2 separate regions of the Mus musculus genome follow, and region 1 is linked to region 2. Evidence: chromatin loops called from intact Hi-C (ENCODE). Cell type or tissue: gastrocnemius. All regions are shown on one strand. Links, peaks and the distances in the headings refer to the core of each region. The heading gives the core; the rest is flanking DNA.

Region 1 (9,992 bases), core at 1,564-9,563, 53 kb after region 2:
ATCCACCTGCCTCTGCCTCCCAAGTACTGGGACTAAAGGTGTGCGCCTCCATCGTGCTGCAGCGCCCTTAATATTAATCAAATGACCATAAGCAATTCTCATGCTGTCTCTGAGAACCCACAATATTTACTTGTGAGAAACAAACTATATCCCATATCACTACGAGATATAATCTAAATTAAGCAAAAAATTTCAACTAATTTAGGAAATTGAGATTTCAATTTAGCTCTCATTTCAAAGACAAGTTCTCTTAGTTTATGTATTGAAAACATTATTCTGCTTGCGGTCTGCACCAGCACCAGGTCACCTTGGGCGCTGAGTCAGCAGACACTCCCATGGTCCCTAGAGGACTCTCCACACAATCTTAGAATCACTGACCAGACACCTCAACAGTCCTCAAAGGAGACACCACTTCCAGGCACTATAACACACCCAGGATCTTAGGAAAACAGGATCCTAGGATAACAGGAGCTGGGTCACACCAGTATTTCAGGGTCTCAGAGGAGCTTCACTGCCAAGAACTCTGACACACCCAGAATCCCAGGTTCACAGGAGACTACAATCAAAGGATCACAGAGAAACTGGACTCTGAGGAGTTCTGAATCAACTGGGATTATAGGAAGGACAGATTCCAATCAGATATATTGAGGGCAGCAAGCACTTGAGATAATCAGGTGGCAGGAGGCAAGCATAAGAAGAGAGGCAACAGAAACAAGGTTACTTGGCATTATCAGAACCAAACTCTCCCACCATAGCAAGTCCTGGATACACCATCAGACCAGAAAAGCAAGACAGGGATCTATAGTCACTTCTCATGATGATGATAGGGGACTTTAAGAAGGAAATACAGGAAAACACAGGTAAACAGCTAGAAACCTTTAAAGAGGAAACACAAAAATTCCTTAGAGAGTTACAGGAAAACACTACCAAACAGGTTATGAAATTGAAAAAAACCATCCAGAATCTAAAAATGGAAGTAGAAACAATAAAGAAAACCCAAAAGAAGACAACTCTGGAGATAGAAACCTTAGGAAAGAAATCAGGAACCATAGATGCGAGCATCAGCAACAGAATACAAGAGAGGAAGAGAGAATAGAAAATATGGACATAACAATCAAAGAAAATGCAAAAAGATCCTAAGTCAAAACATCCAGGAAATCCAGGACACAATGAGAAGACCAAACCAACGGATAATAGGAGTAGACGATAATGAAGATTTTCAACTTAAAGGGCCAGCAAATATCTTCAACAAAATTATAGAAGAAAACTTCCCATACCTAAAGTAAGAGATGCCCATGAACATTCAAGAAACCTACAGAACTTCAAGTAGACTGGACCAGAAAAGAAATTCCTCCTGACACATAATAATCAAAACAACAAATGCACTAAATAAAGGCAGAATATTAAAAGCAGTAAGGGAAAATGGTCAAGTAACATATAAAGGCAGGCCTATCAGAATTACACCAGACTTCTCACCAGAGACTATGAAGGCCAGAGAAACTAAGAGAACACAAATGCCAGCCCAGGCTACTATACCCAGCACTACTCTCAATTACCATAGATGGAGAAATCAAAGTATTCCATGACAAAACCAAATTCATACAATATCTTTCCACGAATCCAGCCCTTCAAAGAATAATAACGGAAAAACACAATACAAGGACTGAAACTACGCCCTAGTAAAAGCAAGAAAGTAATCCTTCAACAAACCTAAAAGAAGACAGCCACAAGGACAGAATGCCAACTCTTAACAACAAAAATAATAGGAATCAAAAATTACTTTTCCTTAATATCTCTTAATATCAATGGACTCAATTCCCCCAATAAAAAGACATAGACTAACAGACTGGCTACACAAAAAGGACCCAACATTTTGCTGCTTACAGGAAACCCATCGAAGGGAAAAAGGCAGACACTACCTCAGAATGGAAGGCTGGAAAACAATTTTTGAGCAAATGGTCTGAAGAAACAAGCTGGAATAGCCATTCTAATATCGAATAAAATCTACTTCCAACCCAAAGTTATCAAAAAAGACAAGGAGGGGCACTTCATACTTATCAAAGGTAAAATCTTCCAAGATGAACTCTCAATTCTGAATATCTATGCTCCAAATGCAAGGGCAGCCACATTCATTAAAGAAACTTTAGTAAAGCTCAAAGCACACATTGCACCTCACACAATAATAGTGGGAGACTTCAACACCCCACTCTCATCAATGGACAGATCCTGGAAACAGAAACTAAACAGAGACACAGTGAAACTAACAGAAGTTATGCAACGAATGGATTTAACAGATATCTACAGAACATTTTATCCTAAAACAAAAGGATATATCTCCTTCTCAGCACTTCCTGGCACCTTCTCCAAAAGTGACCATATAATTGGTCACAAAACAGGCCTCAACAGATACAAAAATATTGAAATTACCCCATGCATCCTATCAGATCACCACAGATTAAGGCTGATCTTCAATAACAACATAAATAATACAAAGCCAACATTCACATGGAAATTGAACAACATTCTCCTCAATGATACCTTGGTCACAACATACCCAAATTTATGGGACACAATGAAAGCATTCCTAAAAAGAAAACTCATAGCTCTGAGTGACTCCAAAAAGAAACTAGAGAGAACATACACTAGCAGCCTGACAGCACACCTAGAAGCTCTAGGACTAAAGGAAGCAAATTCACTCAAGAGGAGTAGAAAGCAGGAAATGATCAAACTCAGGGCTGAGATCAACCAAGTGGAAACAATAAGAACTATTCAAAGAATCAACCAAAACAGGAGCTGGTTCTTTGAGAAAATCAACAAGATAGATAAACCCTTAGCCAGACTAACTAGAGGGCATGGGGAAAGTATTCTAATTAACAAAATGAGAAATGAAAAGGGAGACATAACAACAGATCCTGAGGAAATCCAAAACACCATCAGATCCTTCTACAAAAGGCTATACTCAACAAAACTGGAAAACCTGGATGAAATGGACAACTTCCTAGACAGATACCAGGTACCAAAGTTAAATCAGGATCAGATTAACAAACACTATCTAAACACTCCCATTTCCCCTAAAGAAATAAAAGCAGTCAATAGTCTCCCAACCAAAAAAAGCCCAGGACCAAATGGGTTTAGTGCAGAGTTCTATCAGACTTTCAAAGAAGACCTAATTCCAGTTCTTCTCAAACTATTCCACAAAATAGAAACAGAAGGTACTCTACCCAATTCATTCTATGAAGCCACAATTACTCTGATACCTAAACCACATAAAGACCCAATAAACACAGAGAACTTCAGACCAATTTCCCTTAGGAATATTGATACAAAAATACTCAATAAAATTCTCGCTAACTGAATCCAAGAACACATCAAAACAATCATCCATCATGATCAAATAGGCTTCATCCCAGGGATGAAGGGATGGTTTAATATACGGAAATCAATCAACATAGTCCACTATATAAACAGACTCAAAGACAAAACCCACATGATCATCTCGTTAGATGCTGAGAAAGCATTTGACAAAATCCAACACCCCTTCATGATAAAAGCCTTGGAAAGATCAGGAATTCAAGGCCCATACCTAAGCATAATAAAGGCAATCTACAGCAAACCAGTAGCCAACATTTAAGTAAATGGAGAGAAGCTGGAAGCATTCCCACTAAAATCAGGGACTAGAGAAGGCTTCCCACTTTCTCCCTACCTATTCCATACTCTAAGTCCTAGCCAGAGCAATTAGACAACAAAAGGAGGTCAAGGGGATACAAATTGGAAAGACAGAAGTCAAATATGTATGTGTGTGTATATATATATATGTATCCCTAAAAATTCCACCAGAGAACTTCTAAACATGATAAACAGCTTCAGTGCAGTAGCTGGATATAAAATTAACTCAAACAAATCAGTGGCCTTTCTCTACACAAAGGATAAAAGGCTGAGAAAGAAATTAGGGAAACAACACCCTTCACAATTGTCACAAATAGTATAAAATACCTTGGGGTGACTCTAACTAAGGAAGTTAAGGATCTGTATGATAAGAACTTCAAGTCTCTGAAGAAAGAAATCAAAGATCTCAGAAGATAGAAAGATCTCCCATGCTCGTGGATTGGCAGGATTAATATAGTCAAAATGGCTATCTAGCCGAAAGCAATCTACAGATTCAATGCAATTGCCATCAAAATTCCAACTCAATTCTTCAACAAGTTAGAAAGGGCAATTTGCAAATTCATCTGGAATAACAAAAAACCTAGGATAGCAAAAACTCTTCTCAAGGATAAAAGAACCTCTGGGGGAATCACCATGCCTGACCTAAAGCTGTACTACAGAGCAATTGTGATAAGAACTGCATGGTACTGGTATAGGGACAGGCAGATAGACCAATGGAATAGAATTGAAGACTCAGAAATGCACCCACACACCTATGGTCACTTGATCTTTGACAAGGGAGCTAAAACCATCCAGTGGGAAAAAAAAACAGCATTTTCAACAAATGGTGCTAGCAAAACTGGTGGTTAGCATGCAGAAGAATGTGAATTGATCCATTCTTATCTCCTTGTACTAAGGTCAAGTCTAAGTGGATCAAGGAACTCCACATAAAACCAGAGACACTGAAACTTATAGAGGAGAAAGTGGGGGAAAAGCCTCAAAGATATAGGCACAAGGGAAAAATTCCTGAATAGACCAGCAATGGCTTGTGCTGTAAGATCGAGAATAGACAAATGGAACCTCATAAAATTGCAAAGCTTCTGTAAGGCAAAAGAGACTGTCAATAAGACAAAAAGACCACCCACAGATTGGGAAAGGATCTTTACCAATCCTAAATCTGATAGGGCACTAATATCCAATATATATAAAGAACTCAAGGAGGTGGACTCCAGAAAATCAAATAACTCCATTAAAAAATGGGGCACAGAGCTAAACAAAGAATTCTCATCTGAGGAATTTCGAATGGCTGAGAATCACCTGAAAAAATGTTCAGCATCCTTAATCATCAGGGAAATGCAACTCAAAACAACCCTGAGATTCTACCTCACACCAGTCAGAATGGCTAAGATCAAAAATTCAGGTGACAGCAGATGCTGGCGAGGTTGTGGAGAAAGAGGAACACCCCTCCATTGCTGATGGGATTGCAAGCTTGTACAACCACTCTGGTATCAGTCTGACAGTTCCTCAGAAAATTGGACATAGTACTCCCGGAGGATTCAGCAATACCTCTCCTGGGCATATATCCAGAAGATGTTCCAACTGGTAATAAGGACACATGCTCATAGCAGCCTTATTTATAATAGCCAGAAACTGGAAAGAACCCAGATGTCCCTCAACAGAGGAATGGATACAGAAAATATGGTACATTTACACAATGGAGTACTACTCAGCTATTAAAACAATGAATTTATGAAATTGCTAGGCAAATGGATGGACCTGGAGGGTATCATTCTGAGTGAGGTAACCCAATCAGAAAAGAACTCACATAATATGTACTCACTGATAAGTGGATATTATCACAGAAACTTAGAATACAATTATCCCAAGATACAATTTGCGAAACACATGAAACTCATTAAGAACGAAGACCCAAGAGTGGACACTTTGCCCCTTCTTAGAATTGGGAATAAAACACCTATGGAAGGAGTTACAGAGACAAAGTTTGGAGCTGAGATGAAAGGATGGACCATCTAGAGACTGCTGCACCCAGGGATCCATCCTATTATCAGCCACCAAATGCAGACACTATTGCATATGCCAGCAAGATTTTGCTGAAAGGATCCTGGTATAGCTGTCTCTTGTCAGGCTATGCCAGTGCCTGGCAAACACAGAAGTGGATGCTCACAGTCAGCTATTGGATCAAACACAGGGCCCCCAATGGAGGAGCTGGCAAAGTACCCAAGGGGCTGAAGGGGTCTGCAACCCTATAGTTGGAACAACAATATGAACTAACCAGTACCTGCAGAGCTCGTGTCTCTAGCTGCATATGTAGCAGAAGATGGCCTAGTCGGCCATCATTTTTAAGAGTGGCCCCTTGGTCTTGCAAACTTTATATGCCCCAGTACAGGGGAATGCCAGGGCCAAGAAGTGGGAGTGGATGGGTAGGGGAGCGGGGGAGGGGGGGGGAGTATATCGTACTTTCAGGATAGCATTTGAAATGTAAATGAAGAAAATACCTAATAAAAAATTGGGAAAGAAAAAAACACTATTCCACTTTCTCCATTTACTATGATTTTAGAGAAAAAGAATGATCATTGAGATCATTTAAGAGTAGACACTTTGGTTGTAGGATAGTAAGAAATCAGTCTGAAACTGACCTGGAAACTTATTCCCTTCTGGCTAGCTTTCATACTCCCAGCATATGCTATACCAGCCACTGAGGGAGAAAAGACATCAACCCTGGACCCTGCATATACAATACTGCCATGACAGGAAGATGTAACCTCTGGTGCAATAGTGGCATAACTGCCAAGCAACCAAACACTTCCTAAATCTATTTGAGGCCTGTTACACAGGAAGCTAATTATATCTGATACTATAAACCTGGCCAAAAGCCCATAGCTGGGAAGGTCACAGACCTAGGGAGAAACATAGTATTGTTGTTTTACTAGATGGACATATCCAAATAACTTCCAAATATTTGTTTTGTACATAGATTAGTGCCAGTCTTAATCTTAGCTAGAAAAACTTCCTCTATGGTGAGGTTCAGATGCTCATAACTGCTCAAAGTATTGAGAATAATTCAGCCCTAAACGGCACATCTATATCAACCCTTAGACTTAATGGTTTCTTTGAGTAAAAGAATGCAAGAGGATACAGAATAATGCTATGAACTACTGTCTTCAAGACTTAACTGTTGTACTCATGAACTCATACCAACAAGTTGTTACATGCTCAATGCCTGGATAAGATTAAGACAGCCAAAATTTTAGCATTCATGGGCGAGGTGCTGATGGATCCCCACTTTACAGATTGCTGCTTGGAGGGCTGGCTCTTTAAGGATGTGGTGAATAGTAAGTATTCATGTTTTGTTGATGGCTTCCTGCCCTTGTGCAAATGGACAGTACTAATTGGATTCAGTAGCTATTTTTAAAATGAAAGAAAGCCATGGTGGTGCTGAAGAAGGCATAGTGGGAAAAGCCTTTAATCCCAGGAGACAGAGGCAGGTACATCCCTATGAGTTCCATACAGTCTACAGTGGTAGTTCCAGGACAGCCAAAGCTACACAAAGAAATCCTGTATCAAAACCACCCCCCTCCAAGAAAAAAAGAAAAAGAAAGAAAAAATGTTACAGGCCTGAGAGATGGCTCAGTGTTTAAGAGAAGCTCTTCCAGAGGCACTGAGTTCAGTTTCTGGCACCTATATCAGGTTTATTCATTAGAAGAAGAGCAATTTGTATAAGAAAAAGTTCAACAACCTAGGATGTCTGTGTTTTTCTTGGGGTTTTATAAGTGACTAGATATGATGTCTTTTTTTTTTTTTTTTTTTTTTTTTTTTTGTGGTCTAGGATTTGGACCCAGGGCCTGGAATATGCTAGCACCAAGTAGCACCAAGTCACGCCCTCAGTCTCTACTGTACTTTGTTTTCCAGCATTCAGTATTCCCTTTTATTGAAAATAAATTCTTTTCTAACATAATATATCTTAATTACAATTTCCCCTCCCTCCACTCCTCCCAGCTGCTTTCCACCTGTTTCTGTTTCATTAGAAGAGAACAGGCTGTCATTCAGAGACTGCCCCACTTGGGGATCCATCCCACATACAGTTACTAAACCCAGACACTACTGTGGATGCCAACAAGTGCTTGCTGACAGAAGCCTGATATGGCTGTCTCCTGAGAGGCTCTGCCAGAGCCTGACAAATTCAGAGGAAGATGCTCACAGCTAACCACTGGACTGAACACAGGGTCCCAGATAAAGGAGTTGGAGAAGGGACCCAAGGAGCTGAAGGGGTTTGCAGCCCCATAGGAGGAACAACAATATGAACTAACCAGTACCCCAAGAGTCCCCAGGGACTAAACCACCAACCAAAGAGTACACATGGAGGGACCCATGGCTCCAGCCACATATGTAGCAGAGAATAGCCTTGTCAGACATTAATGGGAGGAAAGGCCCTTGATCCTATGAAGGCTTGATGCCCCAGTGTAGGGGATGCCAGGACAGGGAAGCAGGAGTGGGTGGATTGGTGAGCAGGGTGAGGGAGGACGGGATAGGGGGTTTTCAGAGGGGAAATGAGGAAAGGGGATAACATTTGAAATGTAAATAAATATCTAATAAAAAAACAAGATAACAGGCTTCTAAGGGATAATAATAAAATATAACAAAATACAAGACAAAGCAAAGCAATTATATCAGAATTGGACAAGACAAACAGAAGAAAAAGAGAAGGCAGAAGAATCAGAGACTCTCAGCAATCTCAAGGGCTTAACATCCTTAGATATTAGAACACCAAAAGATAGTAAAGATCAAACTATCACTCTAAATTGGTCTCTGGTGTCTAGTTTTAAATATTTTTATATGAAAACTAAATTACCCTAAATAATTAGCAATTTAATATCTTGTCTCTAGCCAGCACAATACAAATATAAAATGATTACTATATAAAAATTACTTTTTTTTTCTGAGACAGTCTCTCTCTACATAGCCCTGGCTGTCCAGGAGCTGTCTATGAAAACCAGGCTGCCTCCCATGCATGGCTAAAAATGACTCTTTAATGATAACTATTATGTATTAGAAAAGAATATGTTAATACTTCTTTATGCTTAAGTGTTTAGTAAACTTTTTTCTTCTAATACCAAGTATCCAATCTGTAACTCCAATGTGCTGACTTTTTATTCTCTTTTGTGCTACAGACTGAACCCAGGGACTTGTGAAAGCTAGGCCATTTAACTATACTCTCTAGCCCTCTGCAATGCTCAACCTTACACTCTAAAAATTTTTCTATTAATGGAAAAGGCACCCATCTTTTAAGCCAGTCTCTTCTTAAACAATATGTTCAAAACTAGGTGATTTTATTGTTAACAAAAATTTTTACTTGTGAAAATGTGTATTTATGCAAATCTGAATATAAAGATATATTTATGCAAATCTCATGGAGACAGATTTTAAACTGTTTTATAGAATCAAAAAACATAAGATAACAATGAGATAAATTCAGTTAACTTACCTGCGAAGCAGTTAGTGTTTCCAGTTTATGAAGTCTCTGAAGGACATTCTGCATGTCCTCCTGCAATCTAATGAGCACAAGAGCGATCTGCTCATTGAGGCTGCCTCTGGACCCCCGGTCTGAGCCCCAGCGTTCTCCATCACCTCCACTTCCTACTTGCCGACCCTTGGGTCCTTCGCTCAAATGTGGTATTCTATTCCCTACTTTAAGAGAGTAAAGTAAATTAGCTAAAAATAAAGGTTTCTTTTTCAAATTGAAATAGTCTATTATTCACTTTCCTTGTTAATTCCTTTATATGTAAATAAATGTACAAAGTAAAATAAAAGCAATGAAGAAGTACATAAAATAAACCACTAGCATTAAAAATATCAATATATAAACGTCTATTCTCTATTAGAGGAATACTATACATAATTTACTAATATATGACCATGTTTATACAATTCAGAAGGATAATACATGTTCAGAGTACATGTTAAACAACAACAACTCTTTACTGTGGCTGGAGAGACAGCTCAGCAGTTTAGAGCACTTGTAGCTCTTGCAGAGGACCTGGGTTTAGTTCCCAGCACCTGCATGGTAGCATAAAACCATTTGTAATTCCAGTTCCAAGGAACCTAACACTCTCTTCTAAACTCTGTGGGCAACAGCCATGCACATGGTGCACTATACATACAGGCAAATATTCATACACAAAATAAATCCTTTTTTCCAAATTTAAATGCTCATTACTGCAAATAAAACTGATTTAAACTAAAAAAAAAAAAAAAAAAAAAAAAACCTTAATTGTTCTTTTAAAGTATTAAAAGTTAAATAACAAAACTTTCCTTCTTGGTTTCAATAT
Region 2 (9,992 bases), core at 566-8,565:
GATTCATCTCTAGTACCCACATGGTAGCTTAAAATCATCTGGTAACTCTAGTTCCAGGGGATCTGACACCCTAATTTAACCTCCATGGGCACCAGAATGTTACACAAATAGGCAAACATTTATACAAAATAAATAAATAAATAAAAGTAACTAAAAAATTAATACTTTTTATAAAAAAAATTGGTATCAACAAGGAGCAATATGGGAAGTACATAGCAAATATGTCATGTTTTAAAATGATAACCAAATAAATGAATACTCTTAATATATACAGCAAACAATAAAAGCCAGAATTAGCTGCCTTTAATTACAAAGATAAGCTGAAAGCAGCAAGCATTGGTATAAATGCTTAAATGAAAATATCTGACCAAATATATGATTAAAATTCACCATACCAAAAGGCTTTCTCATATAGTTCAGATTCGGCTTAACTATTACCTCACTACTGGGAGCTTCATGCTCAGGAACTGTATCTCGATGCTGTTTTTGAGAAACAGGTGTATTGACAGAAACAGATATATTTTTTGGTGAATGGAAAGCATTGATGAGATGACTGAGAGGAATTGTAACCTAGGAAAAAACAGAAGTTCAAATTAAGCAGTCTAATTAGAAAAATAAAATAACAGAAACAATCTGTTATTTTCTAGTCAGAATTTAGACCTGTTAACAGTTAAAAGTACACCAGATGTCAAAATTATGGCGAGGCTGGGATACAGCTCCATGCTAGCACCCCTCATCAGTGTAAATGATGATCTCTGAGCTCCAGCACCACATACACAACACAAGCACATACACATACAGAGATCGGCATAAACATAAACATACTCATTTACTGCTGACAGGAAGAAAATTGGTTTGTTCTTTCATGACACTAGCCTGGATATATTAGAATCCAGGCATGGTGGAACACACTTTTTATCACAGCCATGCGGAGGAAGACAAGGCAGATCTCTGAATTCAATGCTAGCTTGGTCTATATAAAGTTCAAGGCCAGTCAGGAGGACTACACACTGACACAAAAATTAATTAACTTGAAATACATAGACTTTCATTCTCTAAAGTCTACTTTCTAGAAATTTATTCTAAGGAAGTAATTTGACAAATGATGCACACTAATAAAACAATTTTTTTCAACATAAATTTAAAACAAATGGGAAAAAGCTGGAGAAAACAACTATTAGGGAGGGGGCAAAATAAAGCTTCACAAACATTAAAAGCAAAAGTTCACACCAAGAATTTTCTGATTTTTTGCCACCATCTTGCTCTAAATCCCACTAGCTAATCTGTTTCTGCCCTTCCCCAGCTGTACCACACTACCAGCAAGAGATAAAAGTCACCATCATGAAAGTCTGCTAGGTCATGCTTCTGCTTAAAATCTAACACTTGTAGAACTTGAAAATCTTCTACAGTTTGGTTTTTATATTACCTCACTTCATAACATGTCCCTTCATTCCCTGTGTTAGAAATGGCTCAAAGAACACATGAAAACACTTTCCTTACATTTACCAGCCATAAGAACATCTGAAAGAAGTACATATGGCAAGGCCTGGAAAGAACACCCAGTGGAGGACACCCTCTATGGAGTTACAATGTAAAACCCTTCTGCACAGGAACTCACCACCCAGCGGCTCAACAATTACTGCCTCCAAAAGTGGGAATTACAGTATGATGAAATTATCTGGTCTGACTAGTCCCATTCCAGGACTATTTGCAGATTCAAGTTATCTCGTTAGGACAAACACAAATGTAATCCATGGAGCTTATGAAATCATAAGCTTCATAACTCAAGAAATTCTAAGAATACAACAGAAGCTTGGCACAAGGAAGACTACAAAAATTAAGAATTTCTTTTGTTGTAGCATATTATCCAACTAAAAGATAAACTCCATATGGCAAGTATTTTTTCTACTTTAGTATTCTATGTTGCAACCCATGACAAGTGTGAATACAGAGAATGCTAAATAGGCATTTTTGTTAAGTGAATAAAATAATCGGCTCTGATTATAAACCAAGTCTAATAATTTAACTAATTCAACCCCTGACATTAAAATTAGCCAGTGTTATACTTCTTGCTGTGAACGCAGAGTCCCTTTAAAAATTATGCTTAATTCAGTTTCCACTATAACAGCAGTAAGAGGTGGAAGGCGATTAGCTAGGAAGAATAGCACAGAACTACAAACTGCTCTGTGCTACATGGGGTTGTACAAAACCCACAATAAGCAAGTATATAAGCCATGGAAATCCAGTCTTTACGCCACCAGAGTGGGTTTCCCCCTTGTTCTTTTGCTCTTCTACCATGTTATGCTGTCTACCTCATGATGGTATACTATTCACCATGCTTTCTTCATATAAATTAATATTATATTCAACAGTCTCTATCAGACATCTTTAATTACTAAAACTTCTCCAGACACTGTCATCCTAAAAAAACAGCATTTTCTTGTATCAAGCTGACCAACACAGAAATATCACTTTCCACCATCTCTCCCACTTACACTGAGTGAAATTCTATTACTTCTTTTCTTCTCTACTTTAATTTTTGTGAGACAGGTTGGCTGCCAAATCCTAATCCTCTTGACCCTCTCACCAAGTCTGGAATTAGAGGTGCCACACTAGACAAAGCAATTTCTTTTCCATAATTACTGAATGCCTTTCCTGTGTCAGAGCAACAGCATCCTTAAATCTACAACACTTACACTTTTGCCCTTTCATATTCTCCACACAAGAAGCCAGAGCAAGCCTCCAAATGACAACCTGGTCACAGAAATCAAATGAATCGAACTCTGTAACTGCCTCAAGGCTTCTCTCCAACCTCCCTTTAGCCACTCTGTTCTTGCCACATGGGCCTGACTTTTGTTCCTCACAGGATTTTATATTTATATTTTTCTGTCTGCCTGAAATTCCCGTTTATTTATTTATTTATTTACTTATGGTTTTTCGAGACAGGGTTTCTCTGTGTAGCCCTGACTGTCCTGGAACTTACTTTGTAGACCAAGCTGGCCTTGAACTCAGAGATCCGCCTGCCTCTGCCTCCCAAGTGCTGGAATTAAAGGCGTGCGCCACCACGCCCGGCGAAATATCCGTTTATTGTTCATCTTTATTTCCAGTGACTAGGAGAAATCTACATTTGCTTGGTTCGCTTGCTGCCTAAGTAGCAGCTAAGCAATTCCTTTCTCCATTAGTCTACCAATTCCATAGGAACACAAAAAGAGGCAGGTAGTAAGATGTAACGAACATTTGGGGGGGCAGTCTTTTGAGACAAGTCTCACTATGTAACATCTCTAGATTCTCTGCCTGCCTCCCAAGGAATAATCCTCAAGACAAGTTGATGGTGCATCTGGTGTGATGGTGGTGGGAGCCATGATCCCAACACTTAGGAGGCCAGCCTGGACATAATAAGGACTAGGACAGCAAAGATAGACAATGAAACCTCGCCTCAAAAAATAAAATATAATTAATTAATTAATTAAACATTGTTAACACCTTCCCCCCCAAAAAGAAAACAAATTTTAATGAAACAAGGAAAAATTAACATAATTTGGGTCCTGATTTTTTAAAAAATGTTTAAAATTTAATTGCAAGAATCTAATGATTCAAAAATGTGCACAAGTTAATTCTACCCAGAAAGAAAGAAATTGTGATGCTATTCGAATTATTAGAGTATGTTTGAACTAAATTCGGCTTGAAAGGAAAAAAGGGTAATCAGAAATAGATGGATGGAAAGAACACTGTCTTCTTTACCTTTCTCGCAGATTTCACAAATCCCCATCTCAGACTGTCCAACCCTAAACAGTCCCTGAATTGTCAACAGAAATTCTGTGCAAGCCAGTGGATACGCTATGTGATGTTCACCACGGTTAGTGTCAGGTCATAGTCTCAGCACTGTCCCCTGATCTCCTTTTCAGCCTGCGACTCAAACAGGGTTCGTCGCTTCCCTCACTAATTTTGCTTCAGAAACACCGATTCTACTACAGCATCCGGGGAAAAGTCGCAAAAGGGACGCAGGAAAACGCCTGAATGCTGGGCTCACCTGAGGCTGCACAGTGCTCGACAGGGAGAACATCTCCGGGCCCTCGAGATCTTACCGGCCAGCCGAAACTGCTTCTTAGCTTCAGCTCCGAGGAAAGGGGCTGAGCCCTTTTATTTTCTCTTTATTTCTCTTTGCTTTTCTCCCAGTTTCTCCCTTACTCCTCCCAGAAACGAAAAAATGGCTTCCCCTCCCGACAGCTGCTACGACGACATCTGCCCCGGAAGACCATAGGTACAGTGCTTCCGGAGCAAGCCTCCGCGTTCACCCCGCCCCCGCCCGTCAGCGCTCCGCCTCTTCCGGGGACTCTGTCACTTTGGGGTGGTTTTTCGAGGTTCCTATCACCACCTCCACAATAAATTGGATGTTCTTCTAGTCGCTCCTACTCTGTTTCTGAATTCAGTACGCGGTCAAACGCACTTAACGCTCACCCAGGCTCTCCACATTCTGTGGCTTCGCTAGCTTCCACACATCATCCCTAGCCATTGCTTTACTTAACAGTCGGCCTGGCTTCTAGCTCATGCGGAGGGAGGGAGAACTGCAGATCTTGACTGAGACTCGGAAGGACCCCACCAGACTACATAAAGTCTTAGTCCCTTGCTCATTGGCCAGAATGCACTGCCTCGTCACAAAAACAGCCCGTGTATCCGCGGCTGAGCCCCGCCCAGCGCCCCTTCCGGCAGCGCCGCCGGCTCCGCCTAGCGCTCCGCAGACTGCGCCCAGCAGTGCCGCCGGCCCCCACCCGTCGATGCCTGCTTACAGGGAGCCGGCAGAGCGCAGACGCGCGGTGACGTCACGGGAGGCGTCCGGCGTAGGCGAAACCTTTTGAATCTAGCTGGCGGGAGTTGCTGCTGCAGGGCGAGCTGTGCAGCAATGGAGTCCGCCTCGGCAAGTGAGGAGAATGAAGGAGGTGCGGCGATAGAGGAGTGCGTGAGTAGGATCCCGGTACCAAGACCACCCTCCATTGAGGAGTTCACCATAGTGAAGCCCATTAGCCGTGGTGCATTCGGGAAAGTGTACCTGGGACAGAAAGGCGGCAAGTTGTACGCAGTGAAGGTAGGCAGTCAGAAGCGAGAAGGTCTTAAATGGTCCTCCCTCGCGGACCTCCCTTTTGAGTTGTTGAACAAACTCTGGAGCTGCTGTACCACTAGCCTGGAATGCCCGGCTTACAGAAGCCTGCACAGTCCTGCTTGTTGACTGTGGGCGTTTAGGCAGACTGCAGTGAGCAGGTGTCTGTCCTTTCCCTTGCCCTGCCCTTCTCTGTATACTGAGAATCATTAACCCAGTGAAAATAGCAAAACTTACCCAACTGTGCCCTGGCCATTGTTAACAAATGAGAAAACTGCGACTGAAGGCAGAGGCTTGAAGCCACACCCATGACTCCTGAGTCATGTTTCAAATCAAAACGGCCTTAAGTACTTGTTGGTTATGTTTTCCTTGTTTGACATACATAATAGCCGAAATCTTGCTATCACAAACAAGATTGGTTTGTAGACAGTTCAAATCTCACTCTTACCAAAAGGAAGCTGCATTATATTCGAATTTTCTGTGACACAATTTATATTGTGAAAGTTTTTAATTGTAGTATTATTTATTTAAAGTATCACCGGGATTGTGAGTTTGTTTTGCTTTTTTACTAACTTGAGCTTCACCTGGATTAACTTCGGTACTTTGATTACGTTTGTAATGGTCACTTTCCGATGATGCTTTAATTCCAGCTCTTTGATAAGCAGGAGCAAGTGATGCAAAACCAAAATTTTTGCTTCTCAAGATTTCCATCGTGATACGTAAGCTGTAAGTTCATTTATTATAGAGCAAGTAGAAAGAAATGTGTCCTAAATCAAGCGTTTCTTATCTATATGTGATCGTAAAAACAGTCAGTGTTCACTTAAAATTGTTCTGTCCACCCTAGCTTCTCATTACTACTTTGTAATGAGAACATTACATTGTAAACATGACAAAGGAGGCTACTGGCTGGCTCAGATTCCTGGTACCCAGTGCTTGGAGACTAGCACACAGTTAAGATAAGCAGCCCCTTCACCTGACTACCTAAATGACCTCTTCCTTTGCTTCTTTCCCTTTAATAGTACCAATGTCACCTCTACCCTTCAGGCTAGAAACTTGAGTTGCCCTTATATATTTCATCAATACACCACATACCCTTTGTTCCTGTTGTCCCTCTGGAAAAAAATGTTTTGTTTTTGTTTTGTTTTGCTTTTTTCATTCACAAGTGGATTTCTCCCCACTTACTTGTTCAGTGATGACTTTTGTAAATTAAATAGTATTGAAAACCAGTTTTAGGGGCTGGTGAGATGGCTCAGTGGTTAAGAGCGCCGACTGCTCTTCCAAAGGTCCTGAGTTCAAATCCCAGCAACCACATGGTGGCTCACAACCAGCCTAAACGAAATCTGATGCCCTCTTCTGGAGTGTCTGAAGACAGCTACAGTGTACTTACATATAATAAATAAATGAATTTTTTAAAAAAAAAAAACAGTTTTAAGGAATAGTTCCATAGCCCAAAAAATTACCTTTTTGCCTATTCACAGTACCTCTTCCCTTAATATGTCAGCAGGTAACTACTATCCCTCTTCTCTCTGTTTTCTGTCTCTCTTTGACAGTCCCAAATAGCCTCAGACATATGATGGAACTGAGCATGACAAGCCTTAAATTACTGATACGTATGGCTCCATCCCCTAAGTGAAGCGACTACAGGCATGTACCAACAAGCCCTATGTACCAACTCACCTTCTATCTCTGCAAGATTGCCTTTTCTGGATAGTTCACATAAATGGAATCATACAATGTATGGTCTTTGATGTCTTCTTCTTCTTCTCTTCCTCTTCCTCTCCTTCCTCTTCCTCCTCCTCCTCCTCCTCCTTTTTCATTTGCCTGGTGGTTTGAGGCTCATCGGCTTGAATTTCTGTACTTAGTTGGTTGGAGTAGTTTCCTAACTAGAATCATTAACTTTACTTTAATCCATTCTTTAGGTTGCAGTTTGCAGGCCAAAATCCAGGGTCCTTAAAAATTCAGTCAGATTCCCAATTTTTGGCCCTTGATCTCTACTTTATCTTCCACCTAACCTATATTAAAGCAACATCCAGGCAACTAACTGGTCCCTCAAAGCCATGACTTATTTCCACACCTCAGGACTTAAGTTTATCCTGCTTCCTTCTTAACTGCTTTTGTTCTACCTTTCTAGGCTTTTCAGCCATTGTTTTGTTTTGAGGTTTACTTAATTCCCGGGAAACCTTCTCTGATTTTCCAAACTCAACTCACTGAAATTGTTACTTTGTATGTTGCTGAGATATTTGCTTTTCCTTCTCTTAACACCTCAAGCAGTCATTAATTATTGATACGAAAACACCAGTTAATCTCTCCTGAAAATATTTTGGGTACCTTGGCATGGTACCACCTCATAAGCTTCATAGAGCTTCTGCCAGTGAGATGATAGGTAGAATCATGTTGTTGGCTTGATTTGTTAATCTCTCTTCATTGCTGGGAGAGAGAGACCTGGGGCTTTACCGCTGTTAGGTTAGTGGTCTACCGCTGATCTACATCCCTAGTCTTTCCCTTGGTTTTCATAAGGAAAGGAGGTAAAGCTAAAATGTGTCATGTATTTATCATTTTATTAAATACTTTAATGAGTGCCTTTTTCTTATGGTAGTAATAAACATTCCAGTATTTTTTATTGTTCTTTATGAGTTTCTCATCATGCATGCCAATCCCATATTCCTCTCCCCATCCCTTTATACCCACCTTCCATCATTGCACCAACCCTCCAAAAGAAAACAAACAACATCTCATTGTGGAAGCTGTAGTGTGTCCCACAGTATAGCCTTTTCCCACACTTTTTACTTACAAATGGTCATTTCGAGGACTTTGGCTTCTGCTACACTATCAATATTGGATCTTCACCAGGACCTCTCTTGGATATATCCTGTTGCTGCCCTGTGTCATGGAAATCCTGCAGTTTTTAATCTGTAAGACCAGTCCCTTCACATGCTACAGCAGTTCATAGGTGGTGTAGATGTTGGGGTGAGACAACTCAAAATCCAGATTTGGGTGGTAGCTTAGCTGGTTAGCCCAGCAGCTCTCCCACACCCACATGACCAGGACAGACTCTCCAGCACTGCCCCAAGTAGTGGATAGCTCAACTACTGCCCAGACTGGCAAGAGAACAGAGCCAGCTCTCTCACTCTCAGGCCTTCTGAAGTGGCTTACCCGCCCCACACCACCAGGGCCAGCTCTGTTGTGCTACCCAGGGCTCTCATGGCCTTGGGACCAGCTCTACTGCTTGTTGTAGGTGGCAAGAATTGCAGTTTTTTTTTAAATATATTTCACTAATTCTTTGAGAATTCTATAATCCCAGTGCTACTATGTCATTTAATGCTCCAGTTTTAGCATATAGTTTTGTTTCTAAGCCAGTTTACCTTGAAACTTAAAAGGTGTAATTTGGCCGGATATGATGGCACACACCTGTACTCCCAACACTTGTGAAGTGAATGTGGTAGAATTGGGAATTCAAGGGCAGCCTCAGCTGTATATTAAATTCAAAGCCAGCCTCAGATACATAAGGATGGTGATATAGTTAAGATGTTTCTGTAAGGCAGAATTTAATTTGTGAGTTTTTTTTTAAGATTAGAATCTTGTTCTGTGGTCCAGGCTTGCCTCAGCCTCCCAAATACTGATATTACAGTCTTCTGCCAGAATGACCATTTCTCATCATTCATGAAATAAACAGGCTTCCAACCTTAAAAATGGGGTAGATTTCTTTATGCATTAGCATTTTGGCTGACTATATATATATGTGTACCATGTGTATGTCTGGTACACAAGGAGGCTTTAAGAGGATGTTGGATTCCCTGGAAGTAGAGTTACAAATGGTTGTGAGACACCATATAGGTGCTGGGAACTAAATTCAGGTCCTCTATAAAAGCAAGGTATTTTAAGCATTCAGCAGTCTGAATCCAGCCCCCAACATTTTTACTCTATTCCCATCTAGCAGAGAGTAATCATATGTATGTGAGTGTGCATCACGTGTATGGAGGTCAAGGTGTTCTAGATTTCTTGGAACAGGAGTCACAGGCAGATGTTAGCCTCCTAATGTGGCTGCTGAGAAGAACTTGGATCTTCTGGCAGAGTAATACACACTCTTAACTACTGAACCGTCTTTCCAGCCCCTGACATTTTTACTCTGTTCCTAAGAATGGGAAGGTAAAATATATATGTGTATGTTTACATGTAAACATATATTAATATTCACTTAATTAACTAACTGGTTATTGGATGGGCTTATTAGAAACGTTACTATCTTTTGACTTTGTTACAATGAAATTTTCATACAAACATACAGATCTGTCAGGCATTAATTCATTTTCTTTCTGAAGTGCATGGTACTTTGCCAAATTCCAACACAGTGCTTTCTTGAAAACGTTTTTTAACTTGTTTCACCATCTGAAATATTTTTCTGGCAGTTTCCTGATGTCAGTCAGATCTAAATGGCATCTGTATATTTTCTCTCTCTTAGTGTTTTTATGATGTCGACTTTGAAACTTCTGGACATGTTTTAATGAGAGTAAATGTGTCTCTTGTCATGTTATCTATTATAGGTTGTCAAAAAGGCAGACATGATCAATAAAAATATGACTCATCAGGTACAAGCTGAGAGAGATGCCCTGGCACTGAGCAAAAGCCCTTTTGTTGTGCATCTCTATTACTCACTGCAGTCAGCAAGCAACATCTACTTGGTGAGTGAGCAGCTTCGTACTCTTGCCTCAGCAGTCACTGAACCCAGTGATCTAGAGCATAGTATTTGTGTTAAGCATACTTGCATATGAATTCCTACTTTGGTGCTTAATGATCTTGACCACCTTACATGTTGTTTTAATGAGAAAAAGAGCCAATTGGTTGTAGTTATACATATGAGGGGGTGGGGATCCATTTTTAAGGAATCTGACCATTAACT

What was found. Hi-C counts contacts between places; a loop is a spot of excess contacts. Peaks named below come from ENCODE experiments on the same cell type or tissue, not always from the same donor. Only the 100,000 strongest peaks of a DNase experiment are listed, where the experiment ranks them.
Region 1: it touches region 2 in a loop (2.5-fold over the local background); 2 of 42 quality-filtered maps call a loop at or near these places.

The regions. Positions count from the first base shown.
Region 1 is chr2:23,098,921-23,108,912 of GRCm38, reverse strand. Acbd5 (acyl-Coenzyme A binding domain containing 5) reads right to left here. Exons shown (of 14, transcript NM_001355637.1): 11 at 9,149-9,351. Among named protein-coding and RNA genes, the nearest start is that of Acbd5, 35 kb to the right of the region's middle. In gastrocnemius, for the core only: no CTCF peak of the experiment used is centred there; no DNase peak of the experiment used is centred there.
Region 2 is chr2:23,150,770-23,160,761 of GRCm38, reverse strand. It overlaps Mastl (microtubule associated serine/threonine kinase-like), which reads left to right and starts at 4,738. Exons shown (of 12, transcript NM_025979.4): 1 at 4,738-5,083; 2 at 9,637-9,774. The coding sequence starts at 4,901. Yme1l1 (YME1-like 1 (S. cerevisiae)) reads right to left here and starts at 4,257. Exons shown (of 19, transcript NM_013771.5): 1 at 4,031-4,257; 2 at 439-570. The coding sequence starts at 4,063. In gastrocnemius, for the core only: a CTCF peak has its summit at 4,696; DNase peaks (open chromatin) are centred at 3,097, 4,297 and 4,761; H3K4me3 peaks cover 2,881 bases; H3K27ac peaks cover 1,814 bases.